Linked DNA regions of Homo sapiens: region 1 is linked to region 2. A link is a contact called in ENCODE Hi-C data. All regions are on one chromosome and are shown on one strand. The core of a region is the stretch at or near the end of the contact, and the rest is flanking DNA. Distances in the headings are between cores, read along the strand shown. Region 1 overlaps PKD1L1 (polycystin 1 like 1, transient receptor potential channel interacting). Region 2 overlaps NUDCD3 (NudC domain containing 3).

Evidence for each region. A loop is a pair of places that touch in the nucleus more often than their neighbours do. Pooled maps may share reads with other maps.
Region 1: a loop to region 2 is called in a map with no recorded cell type, with 15 times the contacts of the local background. The contact joins two enhancer-like sites. A Hi-C loop is called at or near these places in 2 of 37 single-sample maps with no recorded cell type and 2 of 50 pooled maps.

Annotation. Positions count from the first base shown.
Region 1 is chr7:47,936,652-47,940,529 of GRCh38, forward strand. PKD1L1 (polycystin 1 like 1, transient receptor potential channel interacting) reads right to left here. Exons shown (of 57, transcript NM_138295.5): 3 at 3,542-3,666; 4 at 195-307. Among named protein-coding and RNA genes, the nearest start is that of PKD1L1, 9.9 kb to the right of the region's middle. RefSeq lists enhancers at 995-1,074, 1,525-1,694. Within about 2 kb of position 2,285, at least 4 of the 41 ENCODE cell types and tissues checked have a DNase peak (open chromatin) inside an H3K27ac peak, as active enhancers do.
Region 2 is chr7:44,459,612-44,463,374 of GRCh38, forward strand. The region is part of intron 2 of NUDCD3 (NudC domain containing 3); the gene reads right to left. Among named protein-coding and RNA genes, the nearest start is that of NUDCD3, 29 kb to the right of the region's middle. Within about 2 kb of position 1,885, at least 2 of the 41 ENCODE cell types and tissues checked have a DNase peak (open chromatin) inside an H3K27ac peak, as active enhancers do.

The DNA of each region.
Region 1 (3,878 bases), core at 1,035-3,534, 3.5 Mb after region 2:
CTACCTGTTCTACTCCTGCAAATTAACTTCAGAACACCATTCTTTTTTCCATCAATTTAAGAGCTGCATTTGCTAACCCACCCTCGGGCCATGTAGGAACAAGCATCGACTTTCACATCTGAGCAATTCTTTGTAAGTTCCATGTCATTTGCATGTTCAGAAAAGCAATATTTCGCCATGGTACATTGACATACCTATCAGCACTGTTATCACAATCCAGAGGCGCCTGTGTTTTTTCATTAACAACAGCCTGTGTTTTTTCATTAACAACACTTAACGCTGCTTCACTAGTTGTTTTCCAAATGTTCTGTAAGAAAAAATAATAAAATAATGTGAGAGAGCTGCTTATGAAAACCCAGTACATTTGGGAAAGTAATATTACTTCATTAACAAAATAGCAGTGGACCCCTGCTGTGCGCCCAGCACTGTGCTGGGCACCAGAGAAGCAACAGCGAGGAAAGCAGACAGCTTCATCCTCCCAGGGCTCCTGTTCTGCCAGAGGAAGCCAGAAAGCAAACATGTAGCCATAACAGCATCTGCTGGGGGTCGTGCTGCGGAAGAATAGAGCTGCAGGAGGGATTCGTGCGGGGTCGGGACGGGGTGGGGGTGGGGGGGGGGGGCGCGGTGCTTTTTTATACACAGGGTCAGAGAAGGCCGCTGTGTGTGACGACATCTAAGCAGAGCTGGAAGAGGAGGAATGCAGAGCTATGCCGAAGGTGGAGGCACACCTGCTTCACTGCAGGAGCAGCAGAAGTCTCGTGGGGCTGCAGCCACAAGTGGGAACCAAGAGAGCACAGGAGGTGACCTCAGAGTTACGGGAGGCCAAGTGGGGTCAGACTCAGGAAGTGGAGTTTCATTCTGAATGAGATGGAGGGTTCTGAGCACAAGAGTGGCACGCTCCAATGCACAGAAGCAACAGTGTGGTTGCGGTACTGAAGAGAGCCTGGCAGGCAGGAGTGGCAGCAGGGGATCCACTCAGAGGGCTATGAGGATGGCAGGTCTTGATTGTGGAGTGAAGGCAGAGGGTGAACACCTCTGAGGCTATGGGGTGGCCGGGCTGGCTGCTGGACTGGAAGTGAGATGGAGCCCAAGAGAGAACTCAGAGACAATGCCACTGGGCTTGCTCGGCCTGTGCACACTGAGAGCTTAGGTGGGGTGGGGGCATTGGAGGGCAGGTGAGGGGTGCTGGGAGCCCATCTTGGTCATGAGGCCTCTGTTGACCTTGCATTGACCTGTGCAGCTCTCCTTGTGACAAAATCTCAATCCTGGTGGCACCAGGAAAGCAGGGAGGTGCCCACGGCACAGGAGGAGGGGGGACACTTTTGGCCTACGGGAAGCTGGCCACCTTGTTTCCTACACAGGACGCCTGTCCAGAGACAACGCCCCACTGTGGACATGATTACAAAAAGCAGCCACCATCCCTCAGACTGAGGGCCCAGGGCCTCACTCTGGCTCTTGAGAGAGCTGTTACCAGAAGTAGTTCCAGCCAGTTAAGAAGTTAGTATAGGTTAACCAACGGCCCAGCCCCTCCCTGGGATGTGCGCTCCCTGTGCTGTGGGCCTTTTACAGATTTGTAACTACAGGACATCAGGTGCTTCATCTTTCAGGAGAACAACACAGGAAGGTGTCAAGAAGGCCAGAGTGGGAGCTGAAAGATGCCAGCTCGTGCCTGAGTGCATACGCCTGGCACCTGCCCCTCTTCTGTGACGAGAACAGGGAACCCCTCTGTGGCCTCCCAGAGCAGGACCTGGGTAGATCCTGGCAGTTTCCTGAGGATGTGAAACCCAGGGGCTGAGACAGCTGCATGTACCTACAACCCCTAAAAGGCATGGTGCTAGTGAGCAGCATGGGAGACACAGGGCTTTGCAAGACACTATCCTATAACTATGCCCAATCAGCAAACTGCCCAGCACGTCCAGGAGCTGGTGTATGGCCCTGTGTGACCTTCGCCTGAGCCCACTGGGGCTGTAGAGAGCAGAGCGGCCAGAATGCAGCTTGGAAATGGGTCTCCCAGTCAACCAAAACCAGAGAGCCCCCTGATTGCACATTTCACCAGGACCAAGCCCTTTGGGACATGATGGTCAAATCCTAAAGGCATCGATCTATGCCCAAAGCTGAGGTCCCAGGTGGCTGAACCTTGGAGTCACCTGGGTGGGGTGGGGTTGAAGCACCATCACCCTGAGCCACGCCACAGCATGTCTGTTAGAATCTTCAGAGGCAGGGCTTGTGCATGGTTTTGTTTGGTTTCTTTGACTTTTAAGCTCCCTAGGTGATTCTGCATAGCAGATCTGCACCAAGTGTTCAAGAAGCATGAGGTCTGTTTGCCCCCTTGTGTTTGGAGGTGAGGGCACTAAAAGCCTAAGGAAGTCACTGTATGTGGCTATTTACATTGTGTAATGTGAGAAACGCAGGTAATATCACCTCCCCTCTAAAACACCTCTCCCCAACCTCCTGTTCTCAGAACCATCAGACGCTCATCTTACTAAATATCCTTCCTTGGGAACCTAAAAATGCCTCCTTGAACTTTCGCTGACAAAAGTGATGGCAGAGCAGAGAAAAGCTCCCAAACACAAACACTGTGGGTTGAGATCAAATTCATTTCAATATAAACTCAGATGGATGTGCTACGGAGGGGGTGGTTTAATAACGCTGCTCTGCATGAGGAATACTGAAAAATGAACTGCAGGAGAGTCTTTGCCAAGGACAGCAGAGGTTCTGGGAGCTTCAAAGAGAACTGGCTTCTTTAAATTTGAACTAGAAACGCACAACTCTGGGCTGTCTGTGCATGTCCCTTTGGAACCAATGCTTATTCTGGGTGAAAAGCATGTCTCACTCAGAAGTTTTCACTCTTCTCTCGGACCCCACCCACAGATGTGAGAGTCACTCCTCTCACGCTTCTCCTCCATCTCCAGGGCATTGCCCAGGCCTTCAGACCCAAGCCCTGTTAGCTACTCTGATAAACAGATGCAAGGGAATTCACAAACATCCAGGTAGCCCAGTCTTAATTAATAGGGGTCTTCAACGAGCTCCCCACACTGCGCAAGTTAAGCAGGGTTTCAGTGCTTTGGCTGCTGGAAGCCTTGTCTGTGCTGGAGCCATCTCGGGGCAGCTCCCACTCCCCACCTGGGGGACAGCACCCACTCCCCACCCCGGGGATAGCCCCCACTCCCCGCTTGAGGGGCAGCCCCCACTCCCCACCTGAGGGCTACCCTCCTACTTCCCACCTGGGAGGCAGCCCCTACTCCCCACCTGCAGGGCAGCCCCCACTCCCCACCTGAGGGCTACCCCTCACTCCCCATCTGAGGGCTATCCCCTACTCCTCTGGGCTGGGCTAGCCCTGCCTGCACTTCTTATATGTGGAACTATGCTCTGGAGCTGAATTAAGGCTTTATAAGTCACACTTGCTTCATTGGCACAAACACACATGATAGGAAAACAATCCCTGATGAATTCCTGATGAAACATGGAGGTGCTTTTTAGCTGTACTGTACATGTACTGTATTCAGGAAGAAAAGCCTAATTTCCCCAGATCCAGGAATACCTTCTGCCTGGAAGCTGATGAGGATGGGCTCTGTGATTCCCGGTCTTCTGCCTTTCCATTCAGAGCACACCAAGGACAGCCACACTTCCCATCACTCATAAGAAGCACATGATTAGCATAGACCTCTAGAGAAAAAAAAAAAAGCAAACATTCTGAAGACTGCAATGTGCTGGGAAGGTGAGAACATAAAGCTGGAGAAGCCCTAAGTTATACATAAGGTCAAAGCCACCTGGGCCTAACAACGGGCTGATCATGAAGATGCGTGTCCTTGGGCTGCCGTGTCCTGCTGTGTGTGTTTTCTTTCTATTTCCTTGCTTAAACAATGTCTTAGGTGTAG
Region 2 (3,763 bases), core at 635-3,134:
AATTTTCCAAATTACTTTTGTAATTAATTAAACAACTGCTTTCCTAACTGTCACACATCTATAACATATGGTGGAGAAGAAGATACCATTGCTAAAAGCAACACAAACATTAACTGTATGGCTACTAATGGATCTGAGGACACATGAGATTTGTATATAATTCTTGAGGGCAACTTTCTGTAACTGAATTTAATGACAGAAAAAAGGAAGCCACCAACAATAGAATGATATGCTTCCTTTTAACAGGAAAATTTAACGAGAACAAAACTGATCATACTCTTCAAGTTAATATGGAGTTTTAACATAATATCAATTAAAGTCCCCAAGTGGTATAATACAAAACTTGATCAAGTCACAGTGGAATTCATTTTAAAGAAATCAAACAATATTAAAGAACAGTCTTGAGCCCTTTAGTAGACAATGGAATGGTATATTTAGCCTACAACATTAAAGCAGAGAGAAATTTCTAAAATCTAACATAAAGAAAATCACTGAAGGCAGTATCGATGTGGTAAAATCCCCACACTAAATTCAGTGAATCAACTGATAGAAGAAAAGCAGTGAATAAGAAAATGTGAGGATTTGTAAAACTACAGAAGGATAATATCCAGACTCCCATCAATGAGTAAGTGGAGTTAATGAGTTAACAAAGTAGGAAATAACAACAGTAAATCACTGTGTAGAAAATGTAATCTTTCTATAAATAAAGAAATGCAAAGTAAACTATAAGCTATCATCATAACTGTTTAACTAAAATTTTAAAACATATTTCTTACCTGGTATGACTAAGTACGGCCTGCCCTAGGAAGGAAAGCATATAAGGCCATTATGAACATGCTCTACTGCATTAGCAGGAAGTGGGCAGCTACCACAAGACTCCAAATAGTATGCCAGACTCTACCACGTGCCCTTTTTAAAAACCCACCAGCATATATAATACTTACCAACACCAAAACTAGACTAACCAAGAAAAAAAAAATTTACCACTGACTACATCTGGGGTTTTAAGCCACCTGAGGTTCTAAACCTATTTATGTCACTATTTCCCCCTCAAAAAAATAAACAGCTATCTCAAAAACGTAATATGAAGATATGAATGAAATTAAGATGAAAAGGATAGGATGCTTTAATTTGGGGGGAAAGAAAGAGAAAACAAAAGTTTAAACCCTGGATCCAGTACTAACTCTAACCTATACTAAATTTCACAAATACTATAAAACATTACTCCAAATGAATTAACTCTACACTAGTCAACACTTGGCAAAAACGCTTTTTTGCAAAATCTGCATTAAAGGATTTTAGTTTTCCTCCATTGGAAAATCTTTCATTATTTTTAAAAATGTATTTGAACGGTGTGATAATTCTTTTCTCCTACCACATATCCTAGGTAGTCCTAGACAACAGGCCTAAAAACCCGACGGGTTCAACTCTGCTTATCTCAAAACGCTCCTTCAAGACTATACCCCTCCCAAGGGGATTCTCTGGACACAACTCAAATGCTTTCTTCTATCTCCTTGCCTTCCAGGAATCCCTTCCTCCCTTCTCCTGGCTTCTTCGGCCCTGCACCCATGAAGGCCAGCACAGGCATCACCTTCTCCAGGAAGTATTTCTGACATTCCAGAAAATGGGTCTGGACCCTTCCTCTGCATTCATCACATGGGATTGCAACAGTTTGTCCAAGCTCCCCCTAAACTGTGAGCCCCTTGAGCATCTCCCACTCTATATGTCTGACTGCTAGAACAGAGCCTGAAACATCATAGAAGGTATGCCACATATACATGGGATGGGAGGATAGAAGGGCAAGCTGCATATGAAGAGAAGTCTTCTCTTAAAATCAGTGTGATCTGCAACAGGAAAAGGCTGTCTCCCTGTGGGGGGAGGCACACTCATAAAGACTAAATCATTTCCTGCCTGTTAGGGATGCTATGGGAAGGACAGAAAAGCTACCATGATTGAGTCAGCCGCAGACACATGGTACAATCTGACCTATACCATTGAAAGTGAAGGAGCCTTTGAAGAAGCACCAAAGAGAGAGAGAAAGGAGTCTTTCACCAGCCATGTGACATGCAGAATGGCCACACCTCAGCCATAATGGTTGAAAGGGGGAGGAAACAAAGAAACAGAAAGTTTGGGATCCGGGCCCTAACCCAGACTGTGTGAAAGCTCATTTTCTCAAATGCCAGAAATGCTTCCTAGAGAAGGTGGTGCCTGTGCTGGCCTTCATGGGTGCAGGGCCACAGAAGCCAAGGAGAAGGGAGGAAGGGGTCCTGGAAGGCAAGGAGGTGGACCGTGTAAAAGCTGTCCACAGTTGGGATGGACACAGTTGGGATGGGACAGTGTTCAAGTGCCTGGCTCCGTGGTAAATAAAATCAGGGCTCACATGATTCAGGTGCATAGGCAGGTGGTCCCTGAACCCAGGTAGTCTCCCCAAGAGATGTTCTGAGGCAGTCCACAAATATAGCACATGCAAAGCATATTATCAAACTCAGAGGACTTCCACTGCTCTGAGATAGGAATTATCAGGGACATGTACACACACACTCTCTCTCTCTCTCTCATATATACACACATACAGAAAGAGAAAAAGAAATGCGTATTACCTCTCTATCTTTAAGAATATTTAAGGTAACTTTAGTCAAGGAGCTGGGTACATTTTGCTTACAAACAACATTTCATGAATTGCTATGAAATTTTATAGAAGCCTAATTTCCAGGGCTCGAGTTACAGTTACTGAACAAATGTAACCATAATGTGTGCCACTAGCATCTCAACCACATAATTACCCAGAAAAAATTAACAGATACATAACTTATACTCTAAAATCCCCTAATGACCACATGTTCAGAAAATGTTCCTAAATAGGAAAACACTGACCAATATTATTAGCTTAACTTTTCAGGGAATAAAGACATCATAAAGCAGATTATTCCAACTTTTCAAATATGAATGAAAACAGAAAACTCCTACTTGATCAGCAGCTCTCAAAGGGAGGGTAGGCCCTGCCTCCTGGGAGTTTGGGAGTGTGTGGGCAGCGTTAGGTGTCCTTGGGGCAGTCAATGGGCACTGTCCCCTGCCCTGCATTACCTTCACACATCCCATTAGACATGCAGGTAGACAGAAGCTGTTTAACATTCTTCTGAGCCTGTAACCTAACTCAATTTTAGATAAAAACCCAAATAATTTTTTGCATGCTTTTATTATATCATGAATTTTCCAGGAATACAACATGTCTGATTCTGGCCTTTACTAAAATGTAATTGCCTTTTTGAAAATACTCATCACCAAAGCAACACTGCCTGTGTATTCTGGGTTACCAATCAAGACACAACCAGGCTGTGTGTGTGTGTGTGTGTGTGTGTGTGTGTGTGTGTGTGTGTGTATACACAAAGATACAAAAGATTTATAGTATCTTTTGCATTGTATGAGTGCCCATGGCCCTCATGAGATAGCTGCTGGCACTGAATATATGACACTAAGCGAAGGCTACACATGCAGCCTGGGTGTGTCTTGACCCCGATAGGGTCAGGAGGCAGAGATGCCCAGAAACCCTAGCCCGCTCTAGTTTGTCTTTGTGAGTATCAAGGGACAATGTGGTTAGGGTATAACAATGGAATGACCTCCTGCCCCTCCCCAAAAACACATATGTAACTCCACTCACTTGAACCTAAGTGGCATTGAACCCAGAGAGAAGGAGAGTTGGACACTTGGTTTGGGAGGACAAGCTGGTGACACCCACAGAGGGCACGGAGCCTGCCATCCCTGA